4 separate regions of the Homo sapiens genome follow, and regions 1, 2 and 4 are each linked to region 3. A link is a contact called in ENCODE Hi-C or POLR2A ChIA-PET data. All regions are on one chromosome and are shown on one strand. The core of a region is the stretch at or near the end of the contact, and the rest is flanking DNA. Distances in the headings are between cores, read along the strand shown.

What was found. A loop is a pair of places that touch in the nucleus more often than their neighbours do. ChIA-PET counts read pairs that join two places held with the same protein, here RNA polymerase II (POLR2A). Pooled maps may share reads with other maps.
Region 1: a loop to region 3 is called in a map of chondrocyte, with 2.4 times the contacts of the local background. The contact joins two enhancer-like sites. A Hi-C loop is called at or near these places in 1 of 168 maps with a recorded cell type or tissue (chondrocyte). POLR2A ChIA-PET finds 5 or more read pairs at or near these places in 5 of 52 experiments (AG04450, Caco-2, HepG2 and 2 more).
Region 2: a loop to region 3 is called in a map of gastrocnemius medialis, with 4 times the contacts of the local background. The contact joins two enhancer-like sites. A Hi-C loop is called at or near these places in 1 of 168 maps with a recorded cell type or tissue (gastrocnemius medialis) and 1 of 50 pooled maps. POLR2A ChIA-PET finds 5 or more read pairs at or near these places in 3 of 52 experiments (BJ, PC-9 and naive thymus-derived CD4-positive, alpha-beta T cell).
Region 4: a map of IMR-90 shows a loop between it and region 3 (2.8-fold over the local background). The contact joins two enhancer-like sites. A Hi-C loop is called at or near these places in 1 of 168 maps with a recorded cell type or tissue (IMR-90) and 2 of 50 pooled maps. POLR2A ChIA-PET finds 5 or more read pairs at or near these places in 4 of 52 experiments (CD8-positive, alpha-beta T cell, H1, PC-3 and 1 more).

What each region holds. Positions count from the first base shown.
Region 1 is chr13:98,251,692-98,254,651 of GRCh38, forward strand. All of the region lies in intron 2 of FARP1 (FERM, ARH/RhoGEF and pleckstrin domain protein 1), which reads left to right. Among named protein-coding and RNA genes, the nearest start is that of MIR3170, 45 kb to the left of the region's middle. Within about 2 kb of position 1,685, at least 6 of the 41 ENCODE cell types and tissues checked have a DNase peak (open chromatin) inside an H3K27ac peak, as active enhancers do.
Region 2 is chr13:98,483,005-98,486,221 of GRCh38, forward strand. The region is part of intron 2 of STK24 (serine/threonine kinase 24); the gene reads right to left. Among named protein-coding and RNA genes, the nearest start is that of FARP1-AS1, 49 kb to the left of the region's middle. RefSeq lists enhancers at 1,336-2,027, 1,464-1,633, 1,694-1,773, 2,174-2,253. Within about 2 kb of position 1,612, at least 38 of the 41 ENCODE cell types and tissues checked have a DNase peak (open chromatin) inside an H3K27ac peak, as active enhancers do.
Region 3 is chr13:98,369,338-98,372,740 of GRCh38, forward strand. The region is part of intron 5 of FARP1 (FERM, ARH/RhoGEF and pleckstrin domain protein 1); the gene reads left to right. Among named protein-coding and RNA genes, the nearest start is that of FARP1-AS1, 65 kb to the right of the region's middle. Within about 2 kb of position 1,659, at least 5 of the 41 ENCODE cell types and tissues checked have a DNase peak (open chromatin) inside an H3K27ac peak, as active enhancers do; they include IMR-90, where a contact is called at or near this core.
Region 4 is chr13:98,299,572-98,302,766 of GRCh38, forward strand. The region is part of intron 2 of FARP1 (FERM, ARH/RhoGEF and pleckstrin domain protein 1); the gene reads left to right. Among named protein-coding and RNA genes, the nearest start is that of MIR3170, 93 kb to the left of the region's middle. Within about 2 kb of position 1,805, at least 7 of the 41 ENCODE cell types and tissues checked have a DNase peak (open chromatin) inside an H3K27ac peak, as active enhancers do; they include IMR-90, where a contact is called at or near this core.

The DNA of each region.
Region 1 (2,960 bases), core at 435-2,934, 120 kb before region 3:
AAAAAGAAAAAAAAGTCCCCATTAGGGAAGAGGGAGGACAAACAACTACCAAAGCCCTCCAGCATCACCTGTTGGCATCACGCAATTTGATAAAGTCCATGATAAACCATAAAAAGATAGCAGATTGGATAGTAATATAGCTAATTGTATGTATGTATGTATGTGTGTATTTTGAGATGGTGTCTCATTCACTCTGTTGCCCAGGGTGTGCAGTGACGCAATCTTGGCTCAATGCAGTCTCCGCCTCCTGGGTCCAAGCGATTCTCCTGCGTCAGCCTCCTGAAGAGCTGGGATTGCAGGATCCTGCCACCATGCCCGGTTATTTTTTGTATTTTTAGTAGAGACAGGGTTTCACTATGTTGGCCAACCTGGTCTCAAACTCCTGACTTCAAGTGATCTGCCCTCTTCGGCCTCCCAAAGTGCTGGGATTACAGGCGTGAGCCACCGTGCCCACCTATATATGTATTTAACAACAATGTTAATAATATGTATTATATTAGCATATTAGGAGATTAGAGTTATAATGACTTTATTATCAGATGAATTTTTCAAAATGCCCATTTGCATTTTGACTGTTCAGACTTCCTGACTATTCAATGTGAGACTCATAAGACTAAAAGAATATCAGTGCATGTGATGTGACTCAATAACTTTAAGACTTCAGCGTGGCTCTTGTCAGGTTCACATTCATGTTCTTGGGTAGGTTCAATAGAACGTTCATTACCTGCATATTTTCATTTATTAAAATTAAAACCGACCCCAACACAGAGTGAAGATGACTTTTTCACATTACTTTGACTTGTACCTCAAAGACAAGCCAACAATGGCCCAGCTAATGGACAGGAGTGCCCTGGTGGCAGATGGTCTGGCTTGACCCTCATGGATGCTACCAAATGCTGAGATTTCCTCTCACAGGCTGCTGTAGAATGTGCCCTCCAAAATGCCAGGTATCTCTGTACTGTGTTCTTTAAACATTTATTGAAGACCTTTGTCTTTAATACCCACCCACTTAGTTGCCTGTGCCTTCCCAGGACCTGAAATTGGATGTAAGTCAATGTCAAAGAAAGTGTCCAGTGTTGTTCTTTAAGGAAGATTATCTATTATCCTGCTCTAACATTCAAGTCAGCGACCCAGTGAGCCCCGGTGATCATGTATACTTCAGAGGAAAATATATCTGCCTCAGATTCTCAGGGTGTTATTTTTAGAAAAATACTTCCAAATTGTTTGACACCAACATTTTTCAACTTGATTTTGGCAAGCATAGGCCCCTGAGATTTTAAAGTAGCTTTTATCAAAACAAAACTAGCTACTTAGCTATGACTGCGTAGAATTCCAAAGGTTGGAGAGAACCTTGGTGGCACCCATACTCAAAGTAGGGAGTGTGGTGCATTAATAGCTGTATGTTGATTTAGTCTGCGACGAAAGCAATGTTCAAGCCAAGTTTGTCCAGCAAGGAAAAATGTTAAGTTTCTGATCTTTAAAAAGGGTGTTGAGGGAGATGAAAATTAATCTGAAGCATTAAGGAATGCTGTTAAATGCTTGTTGGCAAGTAGTCCTGAGTTTAGCCTTTTATTTCTCTTAACCCACTGCTGGGGCTGCAGAAGATGACGCCAGTGATTGGTAATAAAAGTCTCAGTAGCTGCCGTTGACTGAGTGCTGTTGCAGAGGATTTTCCTGATGCTCTCGCAGGAAATGCCCATAGCAACCGCATGAGTCAGATATCCCAATCTGGCTTATCAGTGAAGAAACTGAGACTCAGATCAAAGACTTTGATGTGAGACAAAAACTGGATTTGGACCCTGCCTGCCTCTGCCACTTTTAAACTATGGCCTGGGTTTCACCATTTGTGAAATGAGGATGATGGTCTCCACCTCAAAAGGTGGTTGTGAGGATTAAGCGAGATGATGTATTTATAACAACACATCACTTACAAAGTAGGAAGTGTAGACTGCTGTGGGCTTTGCTGCGTTCATCCAAGGTCGCACCGCTAAGTCATCGTTGAGCTCGGTTTCCAGCCCAGATGTTTCCAGCCAGATGTGCTCTGCTCTTGGCCTTTTATTTTATAGTTGCTGCATCAGTTCATAGCAAACATTTCATGGAAACTGGGCCATGTGGTTAGTTTTAGGTTTGCTGTAATGAAGAGCGCCCTGGGTGGAGGCAGAATTTCTGGGTTTGAGGTCAGAATCCACTGTCTTGTTTGTGTGTGTATGACAGTTTTCATGCATGCTTTCCATGTGGGGTTTGGAACAAACTGATGGGCAGTTTTGGCTCTTCATAACACAAAGTGGGGCTCATCGCATAGTTATATACAGCTTTGAAAATACCACTCTGTACTTCTGATGCATGTGATCATTTCAGGGTTCTGAGACCACCCCAACTCATTTGCCCATCATTATGGGACCTCTGAGTTTCCGGGCAAAGTGATAATCTGAGCGGGCAGTCGGTAGTGTGTGGGTGTCCCTGAAAAGTACTAAGTGTTCTCCTCACTTGTTCCCAAATACTCATCTCATAATGATGCACTAATACATGCCATTATTGGTGTTTGTGTCATTTTTGGATTTTGAGGTTGAAGTTGAAGAGAGATGACAGTTTAATTCTTAGCTCCGCTCTTAAAAACTATGGGATTCTGAACAAATTTCTTAACTTTAGTGAGTGCCAGTTATATCATCTGTAAAGTGTGGATGAGAATAGTATCTCTCTCCTTGTGTGTTAATAATGGTGCCTGCAAAATGACTAGATAACACATGTAAAATGATCAGACAGTTTTGGGCATCTAGTAGGTGCTCAATAAAAAGTGGGTATTCTATCCCAGTGATCATGAGCACGAAGAATTGTGTCTGTTGTATTTGTGGAGAGTCTACTGATGAGAAGTGTATCCTTCTGCCTGTGTTGCTGTAGGTGCAGAATGTGATTTAAGCCAAATGCATGGCGGTGTAGCCTGGCCAGCTGTTTACACATTC
Region 2 (3,217 bases), core at 362-2,861, 110 kb after region 3:
CTTCCCTGTGGTCTCTCTTCAAGCTACTCAGCCCTCATGACTTGCAGAGTTCTCTTTTTAAAACCACAAATCCCAAAGTGCTACTCCCTGGAAAACAAGCCCGCAAACCTGTCCGCCCTCCTTGGGGAGCCAGGCAGTGCAGGGCACGGGGCAGCCTGGGCAGGGTCTGGATCCCGACTCCCACTTCACGACCTAGGGGCCCGGGCAGCTGTCTCCTGAGCTTCTGCACGAGGCCTTGGCCAAGAGCCTGGCCACGGCGAGCAGCCAAGAACCCATGGCTGGCACGGGACGCCACCGCCAGAGTTTGGGTTCACAGTGGGTTCACGGGGTTCAGACGTCAGCCTGCTCCGCTGCTGACTCAGGACTCGGTGGTGGCTTTTGCACACATGGAGGAAAAAAAAAGAAGAAACCTTTTTTAAGGCTCTTTGGTCCCTTTGGGAGAGCACTGAGTCCGGCTCTTAGAACACCCAAGGAAGACCCCTCAGTTCGCCCCTGACTCCAGGTCTCACTGCGCTGACTCCAAGTGAGCTCACCCTTTGAGAACACGCCCCAACTTCCCAGGCCTTTTTGCTTTTGGAGGTTCCGCAAGTCAGGAAAATGCTTCACTTGTCTTCCCTCCCCACGCCCTGGGCAAACTTTACTTTTATTATCTATTGCTCTGATTTTCATTTCAGGTTTACTTCTCTGCATTTTCCACTTAACAGCAAACTCAAGTGCTCAGGGACAGCGCTGGTGTGCTCGAGCTCAGTAAATGTTAACTGTGGACCCTGTGACCAAGGAAGAGTAACTCGTGTTGACTCTAGGGAGGCGCTAACGGTAAGATGCACTGCATTTATAAAATACATTCCTCTCACAATTCAAACTAAATCCTGCCATCTGGAGTTGATTCTAAGACAGTCCAAATAAACAGCCCAAGTTTTAATGTATGTTGAATGCTTTTCAAGCGTTTAAATGCCCTTGACTGCTAAGATAATAAAGACAACTTCAGTCTTGACCGGACAAGTGCGGAAACCTCGAATGATGTGTCTGACACCCAACTCAGAGGGACAGGCATGTCGCTCATTCAATAACCATCCAGTCACGGGCACCTGCCTTGAGGAGGCTTGGTGATCCCAGGTTCTGATTTCAGGGAAGCTTCCATCATCAAGAGTGTCCTTCAGCACACCTTCATCTCACACACACGCTCGCCTGCAGGCTTCCACAATGCTTGCTCCTGGGGAATGGGTATGCCACAGTAAGCTCTTCCAGGAAAACACCAGTATCTTTCTAGATGGCAAAGGAAATCTAAATCGCTTTTCCCTAAGAGAGCTGGGAACTCTGACGTTTCTACTCCCACTCCCTTTTTAACAGCTGCTGTTTAACTGGTTTCACTGGCTCCCATCCCTTCTATTTTCTGGGCATTAAGTCTGCTCACAGCAAGGGGAGCTCCCAGCAGGGAGGTAATCTCCCCGCCTCTTCTCCCACTGTAGCCAGCTGTGCAATATGACACCCTGGGAAACAATCTTTTGCTGACTTAGGGGACTGAGGGTCACCAGGCAGCTTCCTGGAGCAGCAAGGCACAAGTGACCACCCCCTCGTCCTTCTGCACTTCCAAAGCTCCGCCCTCCTCAGTTCGCTGCTCTCTCAATCTGACCACGAAGGTACGTCACCACTTGCCAAGCAAACAAGATAAGTTTCACCTGGCTACCTTCTCCTTTTAAGGAGCCCTAGCAAGACACCTCAACCAAGTTTTCTGTGTCGCCCTGATCCTTCTGGGGACGTGCAAGCAACAACAGAACATCCAGAGCTCTCTACCCAGAGCAAACCCCGCCTCAGGACCAAGGCCGCCTCCTTCCTGGAGAGGAAGATGGAGAAATAACACAGCCTTCCCGCTTCCCTCCAACTCATTCCTGGTAGCAGACGCGCTGGGTGGCAAGGCTACCCAGACACAAGGCTCACCAGAGGGCACTCAGGAAACCAGCTCAAGTCCTTATTGAGGTCACTGCGTCTCAAATACCCGGGCTGGGCCTGTGACTCACACACCAGCACCAACAACCAGGGGGTGGGATATTGCATCAGGAAAAGCTCCACTCTGGGTGGAACCTGCTTTTCAACCTCATTGGGTGTGTCACCGCCCAGTGGGTTCACCTTGCCCGCTGCCTAGACAGAGCCGACTCATCAAGACAGGGGAACTGCAGTTGAGAAAGAGTAATTCACGCAGAGCCAGCTGTGCAGGAGACCAGAGTTTTATTATTACTGAAATCAGTCTCTCCGAGCATTCGGGGAGAATTTTTAAGGATAAGCTGGTGGGGTAGGGGAAGCCAGTGAGCCAGAAGTGCTGATTGGTAAGAGATGAAATCACGGGGAATCAAAGCTGTCTTCTTGTGCTCAGTCAGTTCCTGGGTGGGGGCCACAAGATCAGATGAACCAGTTTATTGATCTGAGTGGGGCCAGCTGATCCATCAAGTGCAGGGCCTGCAAAATATCTCAGGCACTGATCTTAGGAGCAGTTTAGAGAGGCTCAGAATCTTGTAGCCCCAAGCTGCCTGACTCCTAAGCCATAATTTCTAATCTTGTGGCTAATGTTAGTCCTACAAAAGCAATCTAGTCCCCAGGCAAGAAGGAGGTCTGCTTTGGCAAAGGGCTGTTACCGCCTTTGTTTAAACTGTAAGTTTCTCCCAAAGTTAAGTCAGCCTGTGCCCAGGAATGAACAAGGACAGCTTGGAGGTTAGAAAGATGGAGTCAGTTAAGTTCGATCTCTTTAGTCTCAGTCATCATTTTGCGAAGGCGGTTTCAGGTTTGCAAGCATTCCAGCCGCTGAAGGTCGGCCCGGGGGACCGGATGGAGCCCGCTAGACACAGGCAGCAGCTGCACCACCGCCTGGCACTTCTGGGGCTCTCTTCCTGTGCTCTATGCACCAGCCATTAATGGAGGAGGACCCTAACACCCAACGCCAGCCACTAAGACAGCAGCTTTCCCCTCCTTCCCACAGAAATGGGAGGAAGCGGAAGAGGAGCAGGGACAGGAACACATGGACTCGGGGAGGGGAACATCACACACTGGGGCCTGTCGGAGGGTGGTGGGCTAGGGGAGGGACAGCATTAGGAGAAATACCCAATGTAGATGACGGTTTGATGGGTGCGGCAAACCACCATGGCACATCTATACCTATGTAATAAACCTGCACGTTCTGCACATGTACCCCAGAACTTAAAAGTATTAAAAAAAAAAAAAAGAA
Region 3 (3,403 bases), core at 409-2,908:
CTAACCAGCCTAATTCTTTTTTTTTTTTTTTTTTATCATTATTATACTTTAAGTTTTAGGGTACATGTGCACAATGTGCAGGTTAGTTACATATGTATACATGTGCCATGCTGGTGTGCTGCACCCATTAACTCCTCATTTAGCATTAGGTATATCTCCTAATGCTATCCCTCCCCGCTCCCCCCACCCCACAACAGTCCCCAGAGTGTGATGTTCCCCTTCCTGTGTCCATGTGTTCTCATTGTTCAGTTCACACCTATGAGTGAGAACATGTGGTGTTTGGTTTTTTGTCCTTGCGATAGTTTACTGAGAATGATGATTTCCAGTTTCATCCATGTCCCTACAAAGGACATGAACTCATCATTTTTTATGGCTGCATAGTATTCCATGGTGTATGTGTGCCACATTTTCTTAATCCAGTCTATCATTGTTGGACATTTGGGTTTAACCAGCCTAATTCTTGTCATACATGGTGTTCAAGCAGTGACTGTTTAATACCGAGGCCATCATATCCTTCCTCATCCCTCTCAGTACAGAGCACAGTATCTTGGGTCATCATTGATCATCATTTATCAAAGGGATGAAGATACTGATGTAATCAGCAATATTTATTAAGGGTTCCCTGTGTGCAAGCATTGTTCTAGGCACTGGGAGTGCAGTGATGAAAAGACAAGAATACTCTCATGGAAACAGACAAAGCGATTAAATAAACAAGATAATATCAGATAGCGGCAAGAACTCTTTAGGTAATTGAAGTAGGAGGATGTGATAGAGGTGCCTGGGTGATGACTTCAGGCTGGTGGGTCTGGGATGCCTCTTGAGGAAGTGAGAAGGAACCATCAGTCATTTACTGAGAGAGCTTTCTAGAGAGATGGAGCAGTCAGTACTCTGCCCAAGGCGGGAATCAGCTCCAAGCATTCAAATACATAAAGGAGGGCCAGCATGGCAGGAGTGTTGGGAGCGTCGTGGTGAGGTGGGAGAGAGGCTTGACACACATAGTGTTGAAAGATTGGCTGCCATGTGGATGTTAGGGGGAGAAGGAGAGTCCCAGGGCATCCTGTGAGGAGGCGGTCACATGGTGATGGCAAAGAAGCCACCAATAGGTAGCAGTAGAAATGGAGGCAAGTAGTTGTGTTTGGAACAGGTACCGGAAGCAGGGTCCCTCTGTCTTGGTGATGAGGTGGTGGTGGACTTTGAGGGAGGGAGAGGGGGCACTTAGATTTTTGGCTTGAGTGACTGGGGGGGAGATGGTGTTGGGGGTTACTAAAATGAGAAAAGGATGGAGGGAAGTGGAGGACTGTTGGGGAGTGGAGAGTCAGGGTGTTTCTGGCCAGGTCATGTTTGAGATACCTGTTAGCTGTCCCATGACCACAGCAGCAGCAGGAAGGACATCAGATACAGGAATGTGCAGCTCCAGGGAGACAGTGACAAAGACTTCCCACTGCTTTGTGTTTTCTGAACGTTTGTGCTGCTAATCATCCACGTCCACTTAGAACCCTCAAATCAGCGAAGAAGGCAAAGGCAGCCAGGAATTGGCAGAAAGCAGCAGCCTTCTGGGAGCTACCTGCATAGGAGGGACAGCCCGAGCTGCTAAGCCGGGTCTGCACAGGACTGAGGGCTGGCTGATGACAGGAGGGCCTTTCGCTGGGGCTGCTGGGTCTTGGTTTCTCAGGCTGGTTTTCCTGTCGTTGGAAACTGCATTGCCCTGAGCTCTGCGTGCTGAAATAAATCTAAGGGCAAGTCCAGCTGTTGGAGGAATGTAGTTGTGTTTGGAATAAGTAGCATCGGTAGCGTGCCTTTTCCTCATGTGAATCACCAGGGCTCTTTCTTGCTCAGGAAGTTGGAGGCACAAATCCTGTATCCCCTCACCCCCGCCCCCCGTTTTTTTTTTTTTTTTCATTAAAAATTCTGTTTTGCCAATAGTTTTGCACCTTTTCAATTTTTGTGAATCGTCTCTAGAGGTTTGCAGTTGGCTACCATTCTGGCCCTTGCTCTGAAACTCCATACAGCTGGTTACCATCGAGCCGCATGTGCCTGGTACATTGCCAGCTCCTCTGTCAGTGCTGATAAATTCCTAAAGTTACACGAGCTCAGCTGGACGGAGCAGGTTTTTGTTGTTTTTGTTTTCTGGCACCCAGTGTGAACTGACATTTAAGAAGTCTTTTCCAAGGAGACAGTTCTTTTGGCTCATTGTTGAATAAAATTGATCTGAAATTCCTACTTTTTTTTTTATCATCTCTCCATCACTCCCCACTTGGTACAAGGCATAGAGAACCTCATGGGGCCGATGTGTTGGGACTCTCGCATCTCAAATTCCTGTAGAAGCAAAAATGGACTGACTATTGAGATTTCAGGTGCTGTTCTTTGGCAGATGGTGAATGAGGGGATGCTGGGAGAAGCTCCATGTCAGCTGTGCTTTGTGGGGAGGGACGCATACACAGAAGTGGGACAGACGGAGAAACTGGCCTGTGGTTCAGCAAAGCATAAGTGACTCTAGCTCTGTAGTTAATGCTTTGGGCCTCCAGGAATAGCTCTTTCAGCTTCCCATTGATATAGATAGGAGATTAAATTGCACTCTTTTGTTAAACAAGAAGCTGGATTCCTTTCTATTTATTGAACTGCAGGTGGAATGCCATCCTATTGACAGCAGCACCCAGACACCTAGAAGGAGAAGCGTATTGACTCCTGGGTGCAGCCTCAAAACAACGAGTGAGGGTCTTTGGAAAAGATGATCCCAGTTTTTCTTTTTTTTTTTTTTTTTTTTTTGGCGATGGAGTCTCGCTCTGTCGCCCAGGCTGGAGTGCAATGGCACGATCTTGGCTCACTGCAACCTCCGCCTCGTAGGTTCAAGCGATTCTTCTGCATCAGCCTCCCAAGTAGCTGAGACTACAGGCACGTGCCACCACACCCAGCTAATTTTTGTATTTTTAGTAGAGACGGGGTTTCACCATATTGGCCAGGCTGGTCTCGAACTCCTGACCTCATGATCTGCCTGTCTTGGCCTCCCAAAGTGCTGGCATTACAGGCCTGAGTCGCTGCACCCTGCCACATGATCTCAGTTTTTCTTATCGTGTGGCTTGGAATCACTTTCCTTGTGCCATGTTTAGCCACCCTTTGTTCTTCCCCTTCTCTCTGGGCATCCCGTCTTCAGTTGGATCCAGCTTCTACTTGCCTGTGTTCTTATAGGTGAGGGGACCCTATCAGAACATGCTGCTCTGCGCCCTGCACGCCCTACTGAAGTGTTCTCTTAGACTGCAGGAGAATTCTAAATTGCTTATATGTAATAAGAAAAGAGGGAAGATGGTGGTTTTCCAGATGAAATAAATTATTCATATTGAAAGCAAGGCATCAAATGGGTGTGACATGTGACTCTTGCAGTCCCTAGGAGTGAAGTCCCTCTGTC
Region 4 (3,195 bases), core at 555-3,054, 70 kb before region 3:
AGGAAAAATATTAGTAAAGATACAGTCTGGGCCCCAAAGAACCACATTAGAGTCTTAACTCCAATTATAGTCTTGGAAACCTGAATTCATAATTTCCTTCCATCCTTCTGCAGCCTTAGGAAGATGTAATTCTTTAATCACTTTATTTGAGAGCTTAGGAAAATAAACAGTAACAAAAAGCTGTTCAGTGGAGCTATATGGCTGCAACACACGACTGCACGGACAAAAATGTGGTGCTGAAATCACTGCTATTTTAATAATCGGTACATTTAATTCTAGCTCTTTATTATTTTAAAATAGTTTTTTGTTTCTATGTTTTTGGATGCTTTCTGCCTCCCAGATGATCTGCTGCTTCAAGTATGTGTGCTAATCAGTAGCTAATCAGGGGGACTGAAATGCTACAGGAGCATTGAAAGCTTCCTCTTTTGTTCTGGCCTCACTATTGAATAGTTTCTAATGTTCCCCCAAATAATGTTTAAAGAATTTATTAAAACACTCCCTCTCAGTCCCAGTAATAGGCCAAGAGCCAACCACACACAGAATTTGGCCACACCCTTTCCCCTGAGAGCACTGTATCTAGATTAAGATATTTATTGAGGCAAAGAGAAAGTTGGTGTTAGGTTAGGAGGTCTGGAGTGAGAAGACAGTCCGTCCATGCTGCCTTATGGGGTTGGCCTCGAGTAGTGTGGGGACGACAGGCTTTCACGTTAGTCACTTAGAGGTCACTGGGAACTGTTCCTTGGGGCCCTGGGCCACTGTCGTTTGCACGGACCCCGTGTCTCTCTCAGCCTTGGTAGCAGTCATCCAACCACATCTCTATCATCGTTCTAACCGGCAGTGAAGAGAGCTGGGCAGATGCTTTGGGAGCCCTCTTGGTTTGGTACCCAGGATGTCCGCGTATTCTTTTTGAGTGGATTGATTTCCAGGGAAAATGTTACATTATATAACAGCAGTTTTATAAACATATACAAAATGTGTTCTGTACATGTAAAAGGGTCTTGCCTTCTGACTGTGCCCTCTTGCCGGTGGCTTCATCAGCTCTTCCATCTCTGCAGGTGAAGCCACTTCTCTGCTCCGCCCAGCAGGGCCACCCTTCCCCGTCCCCTCTGTACTTTTTTTCTAAAATATAGAAAGAACAGCATTATGAATATTACTTGCTTTACCAAATGATGGTTTCAAATATATATGGGGCACTTAATGTCCAGTTTTCTTTGAAAATAGACTTCTCCAAAAATGTTGGCCTGGTCAGGCACTGAGGCTTCTGTCTTCTGTGCTGCTGCCGACTTGGGGGCTCCATGGCCTTGGAGAGTTACCCTTTAAGGGACTCCATTAATGCATCCCAAATGACAAAGCCCCTGCCTGGATGATCTCTCAGGTCTCTCCAACCCTGGAATTGGTGATCCTGTTGTTGGTCCAGACCAGCTGTCATCAACTTGGGGCCATTGCGCCATCCAGGGGACATCGAGCTGGGTCCAGAGACTGCTTTGGTTGTCATCTAATGGCATCTTGAGGAAAGAGGCCAAGGCACTGCTGATCATCCTACAAGGCATAGGACAGTCCACCCTGCCCCCAACAAAGGAACACCTGCTCAAATGTCAGTAATGCAGAGCTCATGCCAGCCCCCACCTGGAGGAGCCCTGGGCAAGTACATTGACCAGCTCCTGGCCACTTTAATGCACTTTTTTCTTTCTCTCTGTTGGACTTGTAGGGCTTTCTCTGGTCCACGTGTCACTTTCCACGTCTGTTTACCATCTGAAAGTTCTGTAGGTGAAGAGGTGGAGAAGTCAGACAGGTCTGCTTGGCAGAAACAGAGCTTCTATTGTATGAGGTTGCTGGCAAGTGAGAGAAGCCTGAAGTCAAGCCTTCTGCGGAGGTGTGGGTTTTCTGAGCCACATTAAAAATGTGTGGCTCGTTCTCTTCTCTCTGTTAGAATTTTCCTGGCAGTGACTTAGGAGCTTGGCATTTGTTTACTTTTCCATTTTGTTTATGTCTTTCTACATTCCTGGGACTTGGATTGTTGAAAGCTCAGCGTTTTCTAGATAATACTGTGCATTTAATATTTTAGAGGGGATAGAACCTAAAGAAGAGGTGTTTTGATCGTATAAACCTTTCGGGCTTTTGGGGGGAAATCAAGTCCCCAAAATGGTAGTACATTGAAAACACACAGAGGGATACTTAACTTGCCTTAAGAAGCCAGTGTTTTTATGTTTATTTAAGTGTACACGTACTCGGTGGTGTATGGCTCAGACTTCTTTAAAAAGCAGAAAGTAAAGACTGTCCTCTGAGCCAAAGCCAGGGCATGGAGGATGCGTGCAACAGCCTTGTTAATTCGGGTGACCGGATTTCTCAAACAAAACAGATCATCCTGTCTGTCGACTTTAAAATTCATGATCATTTTTTTTTTCCCCTAAGGAAACCTGATTCCTTTTAAGGAATACTTGGTGTAGACACACCTCAAAATTGACCCCGTACACAGACTGGCTCTGTACCCATTAACTTCCCTGCATAGAAGTAGGAAGCAAAAAGGAACTTTCCATGAATTGGGCTGACTTAGCTGCCACATTTTGGCACAAAAGCAGGGGCCACCAAGTTAGCTGTTAACTCTGCTCTTTAATGGAAAGCCATAATCAAACCTCCAGAATAATGGGGCAAACACGTGGAATGAACTCTCTTTCCACCACTTTTGTAAAATCTACCATGAATGGCAAGTGCCAGCTTATGCCTGTAATCTTACCCATATCAAAAAATTCTTTTCTAGCTCACATTCATTCCTCCATTTTCCCCAGTTGCTATATTTTCAACCTCCCACACTCATCTTTTTTTTCACCCCTGCCCACACCAGTGGCCAAAGATGGTCACTTTCTTTTTCCGAGAGCTGCTTCTCCCTGTCCGGGGCAGATCAGCTTTGCCACACTTCACCCTTCCTGGGCGTGCTCAGGCAAAAAGCACTGCAGCCCTCTCTCCTAGCACCAACCTAGCCTGGGTGCTAGCACTGACCAAGGTCTGGGCATTTGAGGAATTTTTACCTATAACATCGTTGTCTGGAGAGATCAAGGAAAGGCAAGGTGAAGAGCAAAGAGGAACTTCTTCAGGATCCCATTGGGGTGAGAATGGAAGCCATTAGTTCTCAGTTGTGGGATGCATTTCTCCTTGCTGAGAGATTGAGGTCGATGAGGTAGCATGGTTGATATTGAT